Regions from separate parts of the Homo sapiens genome. Here region 2 is linked to region 1. A link is an interaction called in ENCODE POLR2A ChIA-PET data of the cell type or tissue named here. Cell type or tissue: B cell. All regions are shown on one strand. Region 1 overlaps PGPEP1 (pyroglutamyl-peptidase I). Region 2 overlaps IQCN (IQ motif containing N).

Region 1 (5,000 bases):
TTTATTCTATGTGCAATGGGAGCCATAGGGAAGGTCTAGGAAAGGAACACATGCATTTATTTATTTAGAGCCAACAGGGTCTTGCTCTGTTGCCCAGACTGAAGTGCAGTGGCGCTATCACAGCTCACTGCAGCCTTGAACTCCAAGCTCAAGGAATCCTCCTGTCTCAGCCTGCTATTTTTTTTACTTGTTCAGATGGGGTCTCCTTATGTTGCCCAGGCTGGTCTTGAACTCCTGGGCTCAAGCGATCCTCCTGCCTTGGCCTCCCGAAGTGCTAGGATTATAGGCATGAGCCACTGCGCCTGGCCCTGATTTAAATTTATAAAAGACCTTTTGCAATAGAATCATCTCCCTCAACATTCGTGTTCACCTGGGACCTCAGAATGTGACCTTATTTGGGCCACGTTTGGTGGCTCATGCCTATAATCCCAGCACTTTGAGAGGCTGAGGAGGGTGGATCACCTGAGATCGGGAGTTCGAGACCAGCCTGACCAACATGGTGAAACCCCATCTCTACTAAAAATACAAAAAATTTGCTGGGTCTGGTGATGCACGCCTGTAATCCCAGCTACTTGGTAGCCTGGAGCAGAAGAATTGTTTGAGCCAGGAGGCGGAGGTTGCAGTGAGCCGAGATGGCGCCATTGCACTCCAGCCTGGGCAACAAGAGCAAAACTCCATCTCAAAAAAAAAAGAATGTCACCTTATTTGGAAAGAGGATCTTTGCAGATGTAATTAGTTAAATTAAGATGAGGTCGGCTGGGCGCAGTGGCTCATGCCTGTAATCCCAGCACTTTGGGAGGCAGAGGTGGGTGCATCACCTGAGGTCGGGAGTTCGAGACCAGCCTGACCAACGTGGAGAAACCCTGTCTCTAATAAAAGTATAAAATTATCCGGGCGTGGTGGTGCATGCCTATAATCCCAGCTACTTGGGAGGCTGGGGCAGGAGAACCGCTTGAACCCAAGAGGTGGAGGTTGCAGTGAGCTGAGATCACGCCATTGCACTCCAGGCTGGGCAACAAGAGCAAAACTCCGTCTCAAAAAAAAAAAAAAAAAAAAAAAAGTCATACTGGATTAGGATGAGTCCTAAATATAATGACTGGTGTCCTAATAAGAAGACCACACGGCCACACACAAAGGGAAGAAAGTGATGTGAGGATAGGGGCGGGGACTGGAGCGATGTGTCTACAAGCCAAGGATGGCCAGCAGCCACCAGCTGCAGGAGAGAGGCCTGGGACAGACTCACCCTCAGCACCTCCAGAAGGAACCAGTCCTGCTACCACCTTGACCTTGGACTTCTGACTTCCAAGGCTGTTAGACAATACATTTCTGTTATATGAAACCACCCAGTTTGTGGGTATTTGTTATAGCAGCTCCAGGAAATTAACACAGAAACTGACTGCTTGGGTTGGGGTGGAGGCAGCAGGGAGGAAGACTGAGATGGAGGCTGGGGCAGTGTCCAGGTGGGAGATGCTGGGGGCCTTGGTGGGGACCGTGATGGTGGGGAGAAGTGGGCAGATCCATGAGTCCCAGGAGCAGAACCAACGGCACCTGCTACGTACAAATACTTGGCTCTGTGCCTAGTATACACTGAGTGCTTGGTCCAAAGAGGCCAAGGTCAACACGCTTGGCTTGTTCTACACCAGGCTCAGTGGGTGGAGGAGGGAAATCCCCACTCACTCCCACCCCACAGGGCCCTACCTGCCGGCATCCTGCGAGATGGTCACCGACACATCCAGGCCCAACGTGGTGACTCGCTTGCACACAGCATCCATGTCGATGATGGAGTCAATGCTTTCAGGCCCGTCCTCCACGCAGCACTGGGAGCCGGGGCAAAAGCGGCAGTTGTCCAGCCCCTTGTAGCCCTTGTTGTGTCCACATTTCTCCAGTGTGACTGTGGTCGCCATGCCTGACACCCCCACATGCACCACCAGCTGCACACAGACAGGGGCAGGACTTAACATGGCCTGCCCGTGGGACTCAGAGGGGTCCCCCTGAGGCCAGGGAAAAGGCAGCATCCTTAATGAGCTCTGCCTGGGGTTGTGTTGTTTCTGACCTCTTGCTGCTAGAATAGACCCTGCAGTCACTCTTGGAAAAAGGTATGCCATGTAAGACAGGCAAGAATTTGAAACATGAAGGGCTGTTCACTGCAGCTGTTCTTGTTATCAAAATCAAATACTGCAAACAAGTTAACTAGCCATCCAGCGGAGTTAGTTCAATAAATAATGAGCTGCTATGCAAGTGTTAAAATGCCAATGCAGTGTTTTTGTTTCTTTGTTGAGATGGAGTCTTGCTCTGTCGCCCAGGCTGGAGTGCAGTGGCGCGATCTCAGCTCACTGCAACCTCCCCTTCCTGGGTTCCAGCGATTCTCTGGCCTCCGCCTCCCAAGTAGCTGGGATTACAGGCATGCGCCACCACACCTGGCTAATTCTGTATTTTTAGTAGAGACAGGGTTTCACCATATTGGCCAGGCTGGGATCAAACTCCTGACCTCCGGTGATCCACCCGCCTCAGCATCCCAAAGTGCTCAGATTACAGGCGTGAGCCACCATGCCTGGTCTTGTTTGTTTTTTTAAGAGACTTGTTCTGTTGCCCAGGCTGGAGTGCAGTGGCATAAAAATCTTGGCTCACTGCAGTCTTAAATTCCTGGGCTCAAGCAATCCTCCTGCCTCAGCCTTCTGAGTAGCTGGGACTATAAGCATGTACCATCATGCCTAATTTTTAAATTTTTTTGTAGAGATGGGATCTCACTATGCTGCCCAGGCTGGTCTCAAACTCCTAGACTCAAGCAATCCTCCTGCCTCGGCCTTCCAAAGTGCTGGGATTACAGGCATGAGCCACTACCCTTGGCCTGGATAGCCCTTTGGGTTTTTTTGTTTTTTTTGAGACAGGTCTTGCTCTGCTGCCCAGGCTGGAGTACAGTGGCACAATCTTGGCTCACCGCAACCTCCGCCTCCCGGGTTCAAGCGATTCTCCTGCCTCAGCCTCCCGAGTAGCTGGAACTACAGGCGCCCACCATCACACCCGGCTAATTTTTTGTATTTTTAGTAGAGACAGGGTTTTGCCATGTTGCCCAGGCTGGTTGCGAACTCCTGAGTATAGGTTATCCACCTGCCTCGGCCTCCCAACGTGCTGGGATTACAGGCATGAGCCACCATGCCCGGCCTGAAAAGCCCTTTTGAGGACAAGGCTGTATGGCATTGGTCACGTGATCTGATCAGGACCAAAGCCACCTAAGTCCTCCACATGAAGGGTGCCAACCTGTAAGTCCTGATGAGGAAGTGCCGCCCCTTGGCACCACTCACCTGTGGACTGTGCTTCTCCCACAGGGCGGGGATGAGTCTCTGGACTGTTTGGTACTCAACCGGAATCTCGTACACATGCAGGTCCACGCTGTCGCCAAGGCCTAGCTTTTCTAGCTCCTGGAAGAGAGGAGAGTGGGAGTGTCATGGCCCCAGATGACAGCTATGGGGATAATGCGCTCTCTGGGGGGTGAAACAAACAGGCGTTCTCCAGACTCATTCTGCAGGATGGCAAGGGTGTGTGTTGATTTAGTTCAAAGCCCCTCATTTCCTTCCCCACCCTCTTGCCTCAAAGTCTCTCTGTATCTCTATGGAAGGTGACATGATTCTATGGTCCCTGGGGTTAAATCCCAGGCTCCTTGGACTCAATCCTGCCTGTGTGACCTTGGGCAATCCACTTAATCTCTCTGAGTCTCAGTTTCCTCATCTGTAAAATGGGAATAACAGAGTATCAGGCTAGGCCTGATGGCTCAGGCCTGTAATCCCAGCACTTTGGGAGGCCAAGGTGGGCGGATCACCTGAGGTCAGGAGTTCGAGACCAGTCTAGCCAACATGGTGTCACCCCATCTCTACTAAAAATACAAGAATTAGCTGGGTGCAGTGGCACACACCTGTAATCTCAGCTACTTAGGAGGCTGAGGCAGGAGAATCACTTGAACCCGGGAGGCAGAGGTTGTAGTGAGCCAAGATCACGTAACTGCACTCCAGCCTGGGCAACAAGAGCGAAACTCCATCTCAAAAAAAAAGGCCAGGTGCGGTGGCTCATGCCTGTAATCCCAGCACTTTGGGAGGCCGAGGCAGGCGGATCACGAGGTCAGGAGATCGAGACCATCCTGGCTAACACAGTGAAACCCCATCTCTACTAAAAATACAAAAAAATTGGCTGGGCGTGGCGGCGTGTGCCTGTAGTCCCAGCTACTGGGGAGGCTGAGGCAGGAGAATGGCATGAACCTGGAAGGCAGAGCTTTCAATGAGCCAAGATTGTGCCACTGCACTCCAGCCTGGGTGACAGAGCAACACTCCGTCTCAAAAAAAAAAAAAAAAAAAAAAAAAGTATCGACTTACCTCACAGGATAGCTTTCAAAATTAAATGTGCTCACTCACGCTAACAGTTCTAAGCACCATGTCTGGCATATTTTAAGTGTTCAAATGACATTGGCTGCCATTATCCTATTACTGTTATTATTTTAGAAATGGGGCTGGGTGCAGTGGCTCATGCCTGTAATCCCAGCACTTTGAGAGGCTGAGGCTGGAAGATCGCTTGAACCCAGGAGTTTGAGACCAGCCTGGGCAACATAGTGAGACCTGGCCTCTACAAAAACTTTAAAAATTAGCTGGGCATGGTGGTGCACACCTGTGGTCCCAGCTATTCAGGAGGCTGAGATGGGAGGATTACCTAAGCCCAGGCGGTTGAGGTTGCAGTGAGCTATGATCGTGCCACTGCGCTCCAGCCTGGGCAGCAGGGTGAGACCCTGTGCCCTGCAACAGAGTCTTTTATTTATTTTATTTTATTTTATTTTGAGACAGAGTCTCACTCTGTCACCCAGGCTGGAATGCAGCGGCGCCACCTCGGCTCACTGCAAGCTCCGCCTCCCGGGTTCATGCCATTCTCCTGCCTCAGCCTCCCGAGTAGCTGGGACTACAGGCACCCACCGCCACACCCGGCTAATTTTTTCTATCTTTAGTGGAGACGGGGTTTCA
Region 2 (5,000 bases), 90 kb after region 1:
CCTCCTCTTGCAGGCTGGCTTCTGAGATTGCACCTTCTTCTCCTGCTACTCCTCCAAATCTATGACCCTTCAAGGTAAGAAGATGGTCTATGGGCAAGGGGTCTGGCTAGTCCAACCTGAAGAGAGGGGCTTCTGCCAAACAAGTGTGCTGTGCTCCAGGCTATGCATCAGGGTGGCTTGACAGTGTCCCAGCTCTCTCTGCATCCTAGTTACTTCTGAAAGCCACAGTCACCACTTTTTCTTCCTTCTTTCCATCCTTCCATATGCCATTTACCTACCCATCCCCTAATCCACCCACCCACCCATCCACCCATCAGTCTACCTCCTGTTGGGTTATCTCTTCACCAGTCTTTCCAGCTCTCTTTAATTTCCCTCCCTCCCTTGCTTCCTTCCTTCTTTCCTTTTATTTGACACGGAGTTTCACTTCTGTTGCCCAGGCTGGAGTGTGATGGCGTGATCTTGGCTCACTGCAACCTCCTCCTCCCGGGTTCAAGCAATGCTCCTGCCTCAGCCTCCCGACTAGCTGGGACTACAGGCTCATGCCACCATACCTGGCTCTTTTTTTTTTTTTTTTTTTTGAGACAGAGTCTTGCTCTGTCACCCAGGCTGGAGTGAGGTGGCGCGATCTCGGCTTACTGCAACCTCTGCCTACCGGGTTCAAACAATTCTCCTGCCTCAGCCTCCTGAGTAGCTGGGATTACAGGCACGAGCCACCATGCCGAGCTAATTTTTGTATTTTCAGTAGAGATGGGGTTTCACCACGTTAGCCAGGCTGGTCTCAAACTCCTGACCTTGTGATCCGCTCACCTCGGCCTCCCAAAGTGCTGGGATTACAGGCATGAGCCACTGTGCCTGGCCTACTTTTCTGTATTTTTAGTAGAGACGGGTTTCACCATGTTGGCCCGGCTGGCCTCGAACTCCTGACCCCAAGCAATCTGCCCACCTTGGCCTCCCAAAGTGCTGGAATGACAGACATGAGCCACCGTGCCGGGCCAATTTGCCTTTAACACTTTATTCATCAGCTTTATTTACCTATTCATCCAAACCTTCATCTGTCTTTCCAACCCATCTACCATTCACTCATCGACTGATTCATCCATTCAGTATCTAGTCCTGTATCTATCTGTCCATCCAACTTCCAATCCACTCACCATTTATCAGTCAAGATGCCCCCCCCACCCAATACCTACCCATTCACAGCTTGGAACCAAGCTCTATGACTGAGATGGGGACACAGAAATGACTCTGTCTTCTAGGATTCACAATCAATGGGGAGAGGCAAATAATCTCCCCCACCACACTTCTCTCTCTCTCTTTTTCAAACACACACACACACACACACACACACACACACACACACACACAGAGGCAAACAGGAAATTTCCAAAACATTGTGATCAGTGCTAAACCCAGGGTACATCCAAGATAAAGTTTGAAAAGCAGGCCGGGCGCGGTGGCTCACACCTGTAATCCCAGCACTTTGGGAGGCTGAGTCAGGTGGATCACCCGAGGTCGGGAGTTCGAGACCAGCCTGGCCAACATGGTGAAACCCCGTCTTTACTAAAAATACAGAAAAGTAGCCAGCCAGGCATGGTGGCGTGCACCTGTAATCCCAGCTACTCGGGAGGCTGAGGCAGGAGAATCGCTTGAACCCAGGAGGCGGAGGTTGTGGTGAGCCAAGATCACAGCATTGCACTCCAGCCTGGGCAACAAGAGCAAAACTCTGTCTCAAAAAAAAAAAAAAAAAGAAAAGAAAAAAGAAAAGCAGGTAAGTGGTCGGGCATTCAGGTGTCATACACTGTGTGCCAAGATGAAGTGGCCGTAGGGTGATGAGAGGTGGATATAAGGATGGCAAAGACCACTTGGGAGAGGGAGGGATGGAAAAAGGGAGGCGGAAGATCGCAACGTGCCAGGAACAAGATCTGGGCCTGGGGGGCCAGTGTCCACCCCAGCCAGGAGACCTCTTGTTTGCAGGACCTGCTACACCCTGACCACCCCCTGCCGCCCCCACAGGCAGAGCTGACCTGTCCGGTAATCAAGGCAATGCAGCCGGCCGCCTAGCTACAGTTCACGAGCCAGTTGTCACCCAGTGGGCGGTGCATCCTCCAGCCCCCGCTCACCCCAGTCTCCTGGACAAAATGGAGAAAGCGCCTCCACAGCCCCAGCACGAGGGCCTCAAGTCCAAGGAGCATCTTCCGCAACAGCCTGCCGAAGGCAAGACGGCGTCCCGCCGCGTCCCACGCCTCCGGGCTGTGGTCGAGAGCCAGGCCTTCAAGAACATCCTGGTAGACGAGATGGACATGATGCACGCCCGTGCAGCCACGCTCATCCAAGCCAACTGGAGGGGCTATTGGCTCCGGCAGAAGCTGATTTCCCAGATGATGGCGGCCAAGGCCATCCAGGAGGCCTGGCGGCGCTTCAACAAGAGACACATCCTTCACTCCAGCAAGTCGTTGGTAAAGAAAACGAGGGCGGAGGAGGGGGACATACCTTATCACGCCCCACAGCAGGTGCGCTTCCAGCATCCGGAAGAGAACCGCCTTCTGTCCCCGCCCATCATGGTGAACAAGGAGACCCAGTTCCCTTCCTGTGACAATCTGGTCCTCTGCAGACCCCAGTCGTCCCCCCTCCTGCAGCCCCCAGCAGCTCAGGGTACCCCAGAGCCCTGTGTGCAGGGTCCTCATGCTGCCAGAGTCCGGGGGCTGGCCTTCCTGCCACACCAGACGGTCACCATCAGATTTCCCTGCCCAGTGAGTCTGGACGCAAAATGCCAGCCATGCCTGCTGACCAGAACCATCAGAAGCACCTGCCTCGTCCACATAGAGGGTGACTCAGTGAAGACCAAACGTGTAAGTGCCCGGACCAACAAAGCCAGGGCTCCGGAGACACCATTGTCCAGAAGGTATGACCAGGCAGTTACGAGACCATCCAGAGCCCAAACCCAGGGCCCTGTGAAAGCAGAGACCCCCAAAGCCCCCTTCCAGATATGTCCAGGGCCCATGATCACCAAGACTCTACTCCAGACATATCCAGTGGTCTCCGTGACCCTGCCACAGACATATCCAGCGTCCACGATGACCACCACCCCACCCAAGACTAGCCCAGTTCCCAAAGTAACAATAATCAAGACCCCAGCCCAGATGTATCCGGGGCCCACAGTGACCAAAACTGCACCTCACACATGCCCCATGCCCACAATGACCAAGATCCAGGTACACCCCACAGCCTCCAGAACTGGCACCCCACGGCAGACATGCCCTGCGACCATCACGGCAAAGAACCGACCTCAGGTTTCCCTTCTGGCTTCCATCATGAAGAGCCTGCCCCAGGTATGCCCGGGGCCTGCGATGGCAAAGACCCCACCCCAGATGCACCCGGTCACCACCCCAGCCAAAAACCCATTGCAAACATGTCTGTCAGCCACAATGTCCAAGACTTCATCCCAGAGGAGCCCAGTTGGGGTGACCAAGCCCTCACCCCAGACCCGCCTGCCAGCCATGATAACCAAGACCCCAGCCCAGTTACGCTCGGTGGCCACCATCCTCAAGACTCTGTGTCTGGCCTCTCCAACAGTGGCAAATGTCAAGGCTCCACCCCAAGTGGCGGTAGCAGCCGGAACTCCCAACACCTCAGGCTCCATCCATGAGAACCCACCCAAGGCCAAGGCCACCGTGAATGTGAAGCAGGCTGCAAAGGTGGTGAAAGCCTCATCCCCCTCCTATTTGGCTGAGGGGAAGATCAGGTGCCTGGCTCAACCACATCCGGGAACTGGGGTCCCCAGGGCTGCAGCTGAGCTTCCTTTGGAAGCCGAGAAAATCAAGACTGGCACCCAGAAACAGGCGAAAACAGACATGGCATTTAAGACCAGTGTGGCAGTGGAAATGGCTGGGGCTCCATCCTGGACAAAAGTTGCTGAGGAAGGGGACAAGCCACCTCACGTGTATGTGCCTGTAGACATGGCTGTCACCCTGCCCCGGGGACAGCTGGCTGCCCCACTGACCAATGCCTCATCCCAGAGACATCCACCCTGCCTGTCCCAGAGACCACTGGCCGCCCCGCTGACCAAGGCCTCATCTCAGGGACATCTGCCCACTGAGCTGACCAAGACCCCATCCCTGGCCCATCTGGACACCTGTCTGAGCAAGATGCATTCCCAGACACATCTGGCCACAGGTGCCGTGAAGGTCCAGTCCCAAGCGCCTCTAGCCACCTGTCTGACCAAGACGCAGTCCCGGGGGCAGCCGATCACAGACATAACCACGTGCCTCATCCCAGCGCACCAGGCTGCTGATCTCAGCAGCAACACCCACTCCCAGGTGCTCCTAACAGGGTCCAAGGTGTCCAACCACGCCTGCCAGCGCCTCGGTGGCCTCAGCGCCCCACCCTGGGCCAAGCCAGAGGACAGACAGACCCAGCCACAGCCCCACGGACACGTGCCGGGGAAGACCACTCAGGGGGGACCATGCCCGGCAGCCTGTGAGGTCCAGGGTATGCTGGTGCCGCCGATGGCACCCACCGGCCATTCCACATGCAACGTTGAGTCCTGGGGAGACAACGGAGCCACACGTGCCCAGCCATCAATGCCCGGCCAGGCGGTGCCCTGCCAGGAGGACACGGTAGGCTCCCTGCTGGCCTCCTTGTGTGCTGAAGTAGCTGGTGTGCTGGCATCCCAGGAGGATCTCCGCACTCTGTTGGCCAAAGCCCTCTCCCAGGGAGAAGTCTGGGCAGCTCTGAACCAGGCCCTGTCCAAGGAGGTCCTGGGTGCCACTGTCACCAAAGCCCTGCCCCAGAGCATGCTGAGCATGGCGCTGGTGAAGGCGCTGTCCTGGAGTGAGCTGCGCCTGACCCTGTCCCGAGCCCTGTCCCGGGGCGAGCTGCGGGCGGAACTCACCAAGGTCATGCAGGGTAAATTGGCCGAGGTGCTTAGCAAGGCTTTGACGGAGGAGGAGTGGGTGGCTCTGAGCCAGGCCCTGTGTCAGGGTGAGCTGGGTGCTCTCCTG

What was found. Peaks named below come from ENCODE experiments on the same cell type or tissue, not always from the same donor. Only the 100,000 strongest peaks of a DNase experiment are listed, where the experiment ranks them.
Region 2: POLR2A ChIA-PET joins it to region 1 with 5 read pairs; 20 of 35 experiments call an interaction of 5 or more read pairs at or near these places.

What each region holds. Positions count from the first base shown.
Region 1 is chr19:18,354,314-18,359,313 of GRCh38, reverse strand. It overlaps PGPEP1 (pyroglutamyl-peptidase I), which reads right to left. Exons shown (of 5, transcript NM_017712.4): 3 at 3,303-3,419; 4 at 1,699-1,931. Among named protein-coding and RNA genes, the nearest start is that of PGPEP1, 16 kb to the right of the region's middle. In B cell, no CTCF peak of the experiment used is centred here; no DNase peak of the experiment used is centred here.
Region 2 is chr19:18,264,540-18,269,539 of GRCh38, reverse strand. IQCN (IQ motif containing N) reads left to right here. Exons shown (of 4, transcript NM_001145304.2): 2 at 1-74; 3 at 2,014-5,000. The coding sequence starts at 62. Among named protein-coding and RNA genes, the nearest start is that of IQCN, 7.4 kb to the left of the region's middle. In B cell, no CTCF peak of the experiment used is centred here; DNase peaks (open chromatin) are centred at 2,539, 3,069, 3,609, 4,789 and 3 weaker places.